2 separate regions of the Homo sapiens genome follow, and region 1 is linked to region 2. A link is an interaction called in ENCODE POLR2A ChIA-PET data of the cell type or tissue named here. Cell type or tissue: A673. All regions are shown on one strand. Links, peaks and the distances in the headings refer to the core of each region. The heading gives the core; the rest is flanking DNA. Region 1 holds the start of LOC105376232 (a long non-coding RNA gene). Region 2 overlaps DELEC1 (deleted in esophageal cancer 1).

Evidence for each region. Peaks named below come from ENCODE experiments on the same cell type or tissue, not always from the same donor. Only the 100,000 strongest peaks of a DNase experiment are listed, where the experiment ranks them.
Region 1: POLR2A ChIA-PET joins it to region 2 with 5 read pairs; 2 of 35 experiments call an interaction of 5 or more read pairs at or near these places.

What each region holds. Positions count from the first base shown.
Region 1 is chr9:115,365,190-115,369,586 of GRCh38, reverse strand. The region is part of intron 4 of DELEC1 (deleted in esophageal cancer 1); the gene reads right to left. It overlaps LOC105376232 (a long non-coding RNA gene), which reads left to right and starts at 3,171. Exons shown (of 4, transcript XR_930265.3): 1 at 3,171-3,543. In A673, for the core only: no CTCF peak of the experiment used is centred there; no DNase peak of the experiment used is centred there; H3K27ac peaks cover 1,462 bases.
Region 2 is chr9:115,162,043-115,166,439 of GRCh38, reverse strand. The region is part of intron 1 of DELEC1 (deleted in esophageal cancer 1); the gene reads right to left. The region is part of intron 1 of LOC124902257 (a long non-coding RNA gene); the gene reads right to left. Among named protein-coding and RNA genes, the nearest start is that of DELEC1, 22 kb to the right of the region's middle. In A673, for the core only: no CTCF peak of the experiment used is centred there; a DNase peak (open chromatin) is centred at 1,689; H3K27ac peaks cover 1,767 bases.

The DNA.
Region 1 (4,397 bases), core at 297-4,296, 200 kb before region 2:
AGTATGCTCTCAAAGAGCCATGGCTAAATGGTGAGGTCAGGACAAAAAGTAAATAACGGTTTTCTTTCCTCATTGGTCCTAACAGATTAAAGCATACATATATCAGTGTGTCTGCCTGTGTCAGGCTGAGCCAATTCAACAATGATGCAACTCTATTACTCAGTGGAAAAATGACCAATTAGAGCAAAGAGTCTCCTAATCTTTTACATAAACATGTTGGAAATGGGAGTCCCTGGTTGGCAATTCGAAATGGGCAAGTAATGACATATTCCTGTAACAACCGTTATTCTTTATTTGGAAGTGGTGATGGAGAATGGAAGGTTTACGAAGTGGAGACATAACTGTTGTAGATTTGTTTTCTCTGTGTGAGTGTCAGGGAAACATGGCAGAAACTGTATTAAAGAGACCTGGGTTCAAGTCCTGGCTTGTCCACTGTGTCAGGAGGTGAATCCATTTCCCTCTCTCAGTCTTGGTTTCCCTGCATGACAGAAAATTGCACCAGGCAACCAACCTGTAAGCCCTTCCTGCATTTCCACTAAGCTTAACATCTTAAGATTCGTTTTTTTTTTTTTACATTCCTTGAGCTTGTGGGAAGAAATAAAATAGTTACATATGAGGTGGGATTGGGAGACTTAGTTTAAGAAGGAGCATTTAGTCTGGAAAGAAAATAATGAGAACATTTAGTTCAGTTCTCCATTAAAAGATAATTGTCAAATTTGAAGTAACCAAATGGAACAAAGAGATGATGGTTTTATTGAACTTTTCTGTTCTCATCAAAGTTATTATTCATAATTTCCTATATAAGCATAGAACATAGCAGGAAAGACTCTCAAACAAACCTCACAAATCCTGCCTCCTCCAATGACAAAAGCCAGCATTTATTTTGCCCTTGGTATGCGCAGGCACTATGCTAAGTGATTTTTAAATTTTATTTTATTTTTCCTCATCATAGCTGTAAGGAAGTAGAGGTTACTATTCTCATTTCCCTAATTTAGAGACAGGAAATCAGTTGCCCAAGGTCATGAAGTTGGGGATAGCATTGGAAAGCAAAGACAGCTCCTTCTGTTTTTCTTACAGAATAATTGTTCTATTCTGTTCTCCTTCTAGTGTCCTTCATTTACTCCTTCAGCAAATGTTTACCAAAGATTTGCAACATATTAAATGCTGGAGATTGGTTCTGTGCCAAGACAAGAAAGGTTCCTATCCTCAGAAAGCTTGTGTTCTAGCTGGGAAAAGGCATAAAATAAGCACAGTCGCACACAGGAATATGACAAAAATGCCAGCTAATAGTGAATAACATGCAGATGATAATCTTAGAGTAAATGTAAAACGGGAGTGGGTGACTGTTTTATATTGAGTGCTTTGAGAAGGCATCTATCTCTGAAGGTGTGACATTTAAGCTGAGGCCTTGGGAAAAAATGTCTGACCTCTTTGAGCTACAAGTCTCCCATCTGTAATATGGGAAACATTAAGATGTGCCCAGACAACAGGATTTTAGAAAAGAGCAAATGAGACTGTAAAAGTAAAGAACTTAGTGTCCACTAAAAATCTTGCAAGTGCAAAGATTTAACAAACAAGTGTTCCATTCCTCTATGATGATACTACACTTGATTCAGGATTTCTCAACACATGCTTGAGTCAGGGTCATAACAATAATGGCTTAAGTTTACTGAGCTCTTTTTTACTATATGCCAGGCAGTATTCTCAATATTTTGCATGTATTAAGTGATTTCATTTTCTCAACACCCCTATGAAGCAAATACTTCTGTGAGCCCCATGTTACAAATGGAGAAACCAAGGCTCATGGAGATTAAGTAAGCTGGTCAACTTTATGTAGATAATAAGTAGTGAACTCTGAATCCTGAGGCCATGTCCTCAACTATCAGACTTTGCTGTTTCACGTATAATTGTCTTTGAATCTGTATCTCCAAAACCCTCTCTTGTCCTAGCAGGAGTGTAAAAATGCTTACGAATCCCATATCACCCTCGCATTATTCAGTTTTGCACCAGACGTTGTGACCTCAGCCAGGAATATAACCTGTCTGGAGACCAATACACAGTGCTGCATTTTCTCCAAATGATTCAAGATCTTCCTAGCACTCAATGGGCCCTGAGAACATATTTGATGATAAGAAGCACAAGATAATAACAGCAAACTTTCCAAAGTAATGAGTTATTCAGCACCATAAGTATTCAAAGTTTCTAGGCCCAGTGGTTTTTCATCAGGGGTGCTGTATGATTGACATTTCATATCACCTAAAGTATCGGTTCAGGATCTCTGCAATGCTAAAAGACTACCTTCTCATAGAGGTATAAAATAAGGATCTCCCTTGCCTTTCTGTGCCCATAGATGAGGTAGGACGCTGTCTGTAAAATAACACTGTAGTGCTGCTCTTCCTCCTCTTCCCAAGGATACCATCCACATGTGTCTGTCACTTTCAAACTAGAAATTACCGCTCCTCTGATTTAAAGCAAAAAAGGGTTCAGTCAGAATGAATTTGTGATTTCTGGAAGGAGGTGGCTTATCAATGACAAATTCCAGAGCTATCACCTCCTGCATTGGGTGTTTCCCTACAGAAATAAACAAGGGACAAAAGATTGGCTCGGACAGTGAAAGGAGTAAGACTGAGGGCAAGGTCCGGATTGGAACCTAAAGAGAGAAGTTGGAAGATAAAGAAACAAATAACAGAGTATTTTCCATTTTTCCTGAGACCACCCTCAGACTTCTAAAAATATCTCCAAACCATAGGAAATGTTTTCTGATATAAATCATAATCCAGAAACAAAAAGTGGAGTCAGGGAAAATAAAAAGAAAACTCCTTATAGGCATTCCTGCTCATTCTCAAAGAAGGAGCCTTGTACTCACAGTCCAAGAGGAACAACAAAAAAAAAAAACTAGCACTGTTATATTTTCCACACATCTAGGAAAGTATCCAGTTTATAGACTCAGTGGTTCATAACCAGGTTTTTATTTTCTTTTATCTCTGTCAATTCACAAAAGTCAGTCTGTGTGAGGCCATCAAACTGAAAAATAAAGGGTTGAAAGTAAATTCTGAAAGCCAAAGGAAGAAAGAGGCTGATTCAGCAGCCTGGAGACTGGGCAGAAAGTCTCCTTTTCCCTGAAATAAGGGCCAGACCCAACGTGGTCCTTCTATGGCTGGCACCTAGAGGAGGCGTTGATGATTAGGCCTGCAGAGTCTCAGAGCAGGGTTCCAGTATTTAAAGTTCCAATTCTACACTAAGAATGGTATGCGACAGAAATGCAGGGTTCTGAGCTTCTGTTTTCTCCAATCAGTTGGAAGTTCTGCATGTAGATTATTTCCTGAGGGGCTGATTTATCAAGTCAGTGGCAGGACAACCTGATCAAAACTTATGGCTGACACCCTAAAGATAGCTTCACATGGTAGCAAAAATGAGCAAAACAGACTTGAGTTCTAATTCCTCCTCCACTTTGGCCCAGTTGTTTCCACTTTCTGAGCCACTTAACTCAACTGTAAATGTAGAATGGCAATCCAAACTTTATTCTTGTGGAGTTTGAATGAGGTAATGTAAATAACATTCAATGTCCAATATAGTGAATTTTCAATACATTTTGTTATTAGCATTGTTTTTATACAATATTATACAAAACTATACTTACTATTGAGAGAGATTTATCTTGCAAATAACTGCCCTATCCTCTTTTGCATTTTAAAATCTGAATATCAGAAAGTCTGTCTGAATGGATTAATTTAATTATAAAATATCATCAGCCAGGCACGGTGGCTCACGCCTGTAATCCCAGCACTTTGGGAGGTCGAGGCGGGAAGATCACGACGTCAAGAGATCGAGACCATCCTGGCTAACACCGTGAAACCTCGTCTCTACTAAAAATACAAAAAAAAAAAAAAAATTAGCCGGGTACAGTGGCAGGTGCCTGCAGTTCCAGCTACTCGGGAGGCTGAGGCAGGAGAATGGCGTGAACCTGGGAGGCGGAGCTTGCAGTGAGCGGAGATAGCACCACTGCACTCCAGCCTGGGCGACAGAGCGAGACTCCGTCTCAAAAAAAAAAAAAAAAAAATCATCAGTTGGTTGTTGCCAGGGGCAGATGTCTGCTTACAGCCCATTCAGATGTACATATTAGGTTGGTGCGAAAGAAATTGCAGTTTTTTGGCATTACTTTTACTGACAAAAGCTGCAGTTACTTTTGCACCAACCTATAGAATAGCCTACAGAAGCTTCCATGAATAAAAACTGTGGACCTGACAGTTTTGAATAGAGAAGGCCTTAGATTAACTTTGTGCCTCTCCTCGACTGAACCAACCACATGTATATAAAATATCTTAAGAGAAACCCCAGGCATGGCAGGACCCTCTACATACTTTGGAAGCTAATCAGCAACCCCAAATCAAGGGTAA
Region 2 (4,397 bases), core at 133-4,132:
AAGACATTTCGGGGTAACAGGAAGATGACCCTGGTATGATGGAGAGTGGAACTGGAGGGCAAACTGGAGAGGGGCTACTAAAAGGGTTACTAATGGGGAGGCTGTTTAATGTTCCAGGCGAGGTAGGAGGGATCCTAACCAAGGAAGGGTCCAAAGGAGAAGAGGAAACAAAAGTAAGTGAGTCATAAAGAAGGGATCCACAATTAATGGGGTAGGGGTTCTGAAAACAGCTTGGACAGTCATGGAAGAGGACCCTGAGGAGGTGTTAGAGTAGAGCCCTGAATAATGAACAAAATTTAGATAAACAGAAGGGAGTAGGGAGGGCAACATAAGGAAGTACAGCTTTTCAAGGTGAGAAGTCTAACTTGATTAAGTAAAAGTTTTCTGTAGCGGTACTACTGAAGATAAAGGCAGCAAGTTGAAAACTACATGTGTATGTACTATGCTCTTTCTTTTAGTCCTCTTAAGAATGCTATGAGTTCTTCTCTATTAACCCATTTTACAGATGAGGAAATGGAGACTTAGAAAAGATTGTATGCAAATGACCTACATAATTTGTGTGGCCTGGTGCAAAAAGAGCCTTCTTGTTAAAAAATTATTAAGACTTTCAAGGCAGTGACAGCAGAGTAGTAAGCCAAGCCACAAGGCCCTTCTGAGCACCAGGCCCTATACAACTGCCTAAGTCACATGCACATAAAGTCAGCCCTGGTTCTATGACTTGCCCAGCTCCATACAGCAAAAAAAAAAAAAAGAGTCAGAGCTAGAAGTAAAATTGCTCTTGCAGCAGATGAGGAGAAAGTAGGGTTGATGTGAAGGCTCCTGCAGCCTGGATCTCTGCATCATATGGAGTCAAGCCTCCATTATAGCATGAGTGTGAAATAAACTTTTGTTGTTTTAAGCCACTGAAATGTTGGGAGTGTGTATTACTGAAGCATCACCTCTCTCATGCTTACTCATATACTAAAGCACAGAAAAATCTCCTACAGCTGGGGAGGTAGGTCATGAGCCTCAACAGCCAAGACCTGTGTTCTTTCCTCAATATCTATGTCTTCCAATTGCAGGTCACAACCTGTTAGAGAGTCATGAAAACAATCTACTGGGTCACAGGCACATTTTTACACAGGAAATAATTTAATAAGTAAAATATCATAGAAACTGTGTGTGTTACTTATTGCAGTGGTATTTTTTATTAAACTTTTTCCACTACATGTGTGTGTTGAGAGTCACAATAAAAAAAAAAGGTACTTCTGACTATGGGTTATTGTCAAAAATGTTAAAAGCCACTGCTCAACATCATGCTTTTGACACAGGAAAGGAAAAAAAGTCTACACACATCACCCTGACAGCTTGGATACTCATAATACCTTTTGAAAACAGCTAAATGGGAGGACACTTGGGTCCTTATTGTCAATGTAATTAATGCTTTGGATTTTACAGTTTGCCAGATAGAAAGCATTCCAGATCTTAACCAATATGAAACTCAATCTTTGTAATATGCTCCTTTAACTCCATTAATCCTCTATCTCCTCTGCTCCAACTCTTACTCTGCCATAAAAGAATCATGAAGTCATCATTTCGGATACAGGGAACAAACCCTCATTGTCTCATGACAAATTCCGGGCACAGATGTGCCCACTGGAGCAACTACAAAAAAGCAGGCAAGAAGCCACTTTGTCACCAGCACTGGGCCTGGTGCCAGGCCTCTCCCTCTCTTTGAATCCTTGATGGGCTAAGCCCCTCAGAAGTGAGTCATCAAGGATTGCCAGTATCTGCCCAGGGAGGGAGACCCATTTACTTTGAAAAACTCTGCAGGAAATACTTGTGCTTTGCTCTGCCAGAAGCTGTCAAATTTGCTTCTCTCACCACAGCAACTGTGGTTCTGAACCCCACCCCCCGAACCCAACTTATGACAAAAAGAGCATATGAAAGAACTGAAAATAGCCTTTTTTTCAGTTGCTTGGTGAAAATTCCCAGATGTGAGCTGCAATGACTGTGTGGCACTCATATTTCAGTTTTGAGTGTGGATATTTTCTCTGAATGTCTCCTGCAAATTGAATCAAGAAGAACACTATTAATTATTTTAGCCAAGGTTATATTTTTGCTCCAACCTTCTATATGTCCTGATTTTGGGGATGTGGAGGTTTGAGGGGCATTGTCCATGATTATTCTCTGTGCAGTAATTGCCTTCCCCTGAAACAAGATGGTTGCATCAAGCTTGTTGAGTTTTTAACTCTAGAATGTCTATTTTCTTTTCTTTTTTCTTTTTTTTTTTTTTTAGAGATGGAGTCTTGCTCTGCACCCAGGCTGGAATGCAGTGGTGCGATCTCGGCTCACTGCAAGCTCTGCCTCCTGGGTTCACCTGCCATTCTCCTGCCTCAGCCTCCCAAGTGGCTGGGACTACAGGCGCCCGCCACCACGCCCGGCTAATTTTGGTATTTTTAGTAGAGACGGGGTTTCACCGTGTTAGCCAGGATGATCTCGATCTCCTGACCTCGTGATCCACCCACCTCGGTCTCCCAAAGTGCTGGGATTACAGGCGTGAGCCACTGTGCCCGTCCTAGAATGTCTATTTTCTATCGTATTTCCAGATCACCCTAATCTCTGGCAAAGGTGCCTCTTCCATAACCTCCTTCTAGTTTCCAGACTTGCACTCTTGTTTTCACCCACTTTTCTTGCTATCATTTCCAATAGCCAGAGCAATAGTCTTAAATGCAAATCTGACAGCCACTTTCTCTCTTGAAATCCTTCAGTAGTTTTAATGTCTCTCTCCAGACCACATCTCACCAACATTAGCAAAGCTCTGCAGGGAAGGGGACTGGGCTCCTGCTACTCTCAGGGCTCATCCCAGACTATTCTCCTCCTTGGCCTCTGAAATTCACACTAACACACTGTCCTTAAAAGTTTCTGGAATACATCAGTCTTGTACTTGACTTGGGACCTTCACATCTGCTGTTCTTGCTGAACACTATTCTTCTTAATGCTCCAAATTTTTAAAACCTAGTTAGCTTTCAATCTCAGCTATAGTATCACTTTAACAAGAGCTATCTTCTAGCTAAACCAAATCCTTTCAAATTCTCTCCCATCATCTTACTCTTTTCCATTACTGACTGTATTAGTCTGTTCTCACAGTGCTATGAAGAAATACTGGAGACTGGGTAATTTATAAAGAAAAGAGGTTTAATTGACTCACAGTTCCACATGTCTGGGGAGGTCTCAGGAAACTTACAATTATGGTGGAAGGCACTGCTTCACAGGCCAGCAGGAAAGAAAATGAGTGCAAGCAGGGGAAATGCCAGACACTTATGAAACCATCAGATCTTGTGACACTCACTCATTATCACAAGAACAGCATAAGGGAAACTGCCCCAAGATCCAATTGCTTCCAGCTGGCCTTGCCCTTGACATGTGGGGATTATTTCAATTCAAGGTGGGATTTGGGTGGGGACGCAGAGCCAAAAGATATCACTGACCATATCATAATATATAGAAGAGTATAATTTTAACATCTTTCTCCCTCACTAGACTTGGCTTCACAGAAACAAGGACATTGTTTCTTCATTATGTATATTCATATCTTAGCATGGTGCCTGGTACATAGTAGCTAGTAAATAAGTATTTGTTGAATAAATGCTAAAGGCCTTTTAAATGACCTCTCTGAGATCTAAGTGCTTGCAAAATATTTCTTTGACTGGGGAACTGCTATTTTCCTAAGGACAAATAAATGAATCTTCTTCCCTTTTCTTCTTTGGCTTCTGGTAACCAGAGCCGCATATGTATCTCGGATATATTAATCATGTTAGATACATAGGGTTCGAATATTTGTATTTTCTCTTCCCTTGGTCTTGATCTTTTACTTTTAGTGCAGTTCCTCAGGGGGAGTTTTTGCCATCTTTTTCCATGGTAAATAACATATGATACCACTATTGAATAGCATTACAATCTTTTGTAACAAAACTCAAGATGGCAAGTCACATTTAATTCTTTGAGGAAAGAGGTGAGAGCAAATATTATCTCCAAGGTGTCTGAAGACCTCACATATTTGAGATGCGAAAAGGGAATTGGGCAGCTATCTGAAGACCTGGCTGCCTGTATTAATGCTACTGGACTTGGGCAAACCAAGTCTCAAGCCTCAGACTCTTCATTTACGAATGAGAGGAACTCTGTTGTGCTTAACACACAAGGCTGTTGACATATTGTATGATCGCTTTTAGGTTGAAAAGCAAAACACATGCACACATACCTATGCACACACACCCACTTAAGAATATATGATTATGGGCTGGGTGTGGTGGCTCATACCTGTAATCCCAGCTACTCAGTGCTAAAGCACAAGAATCGCTTGAACCCAGGAGGCAAAGGTTGCAGGGAGCCGACATCATGCCACTGCACTCCAACCT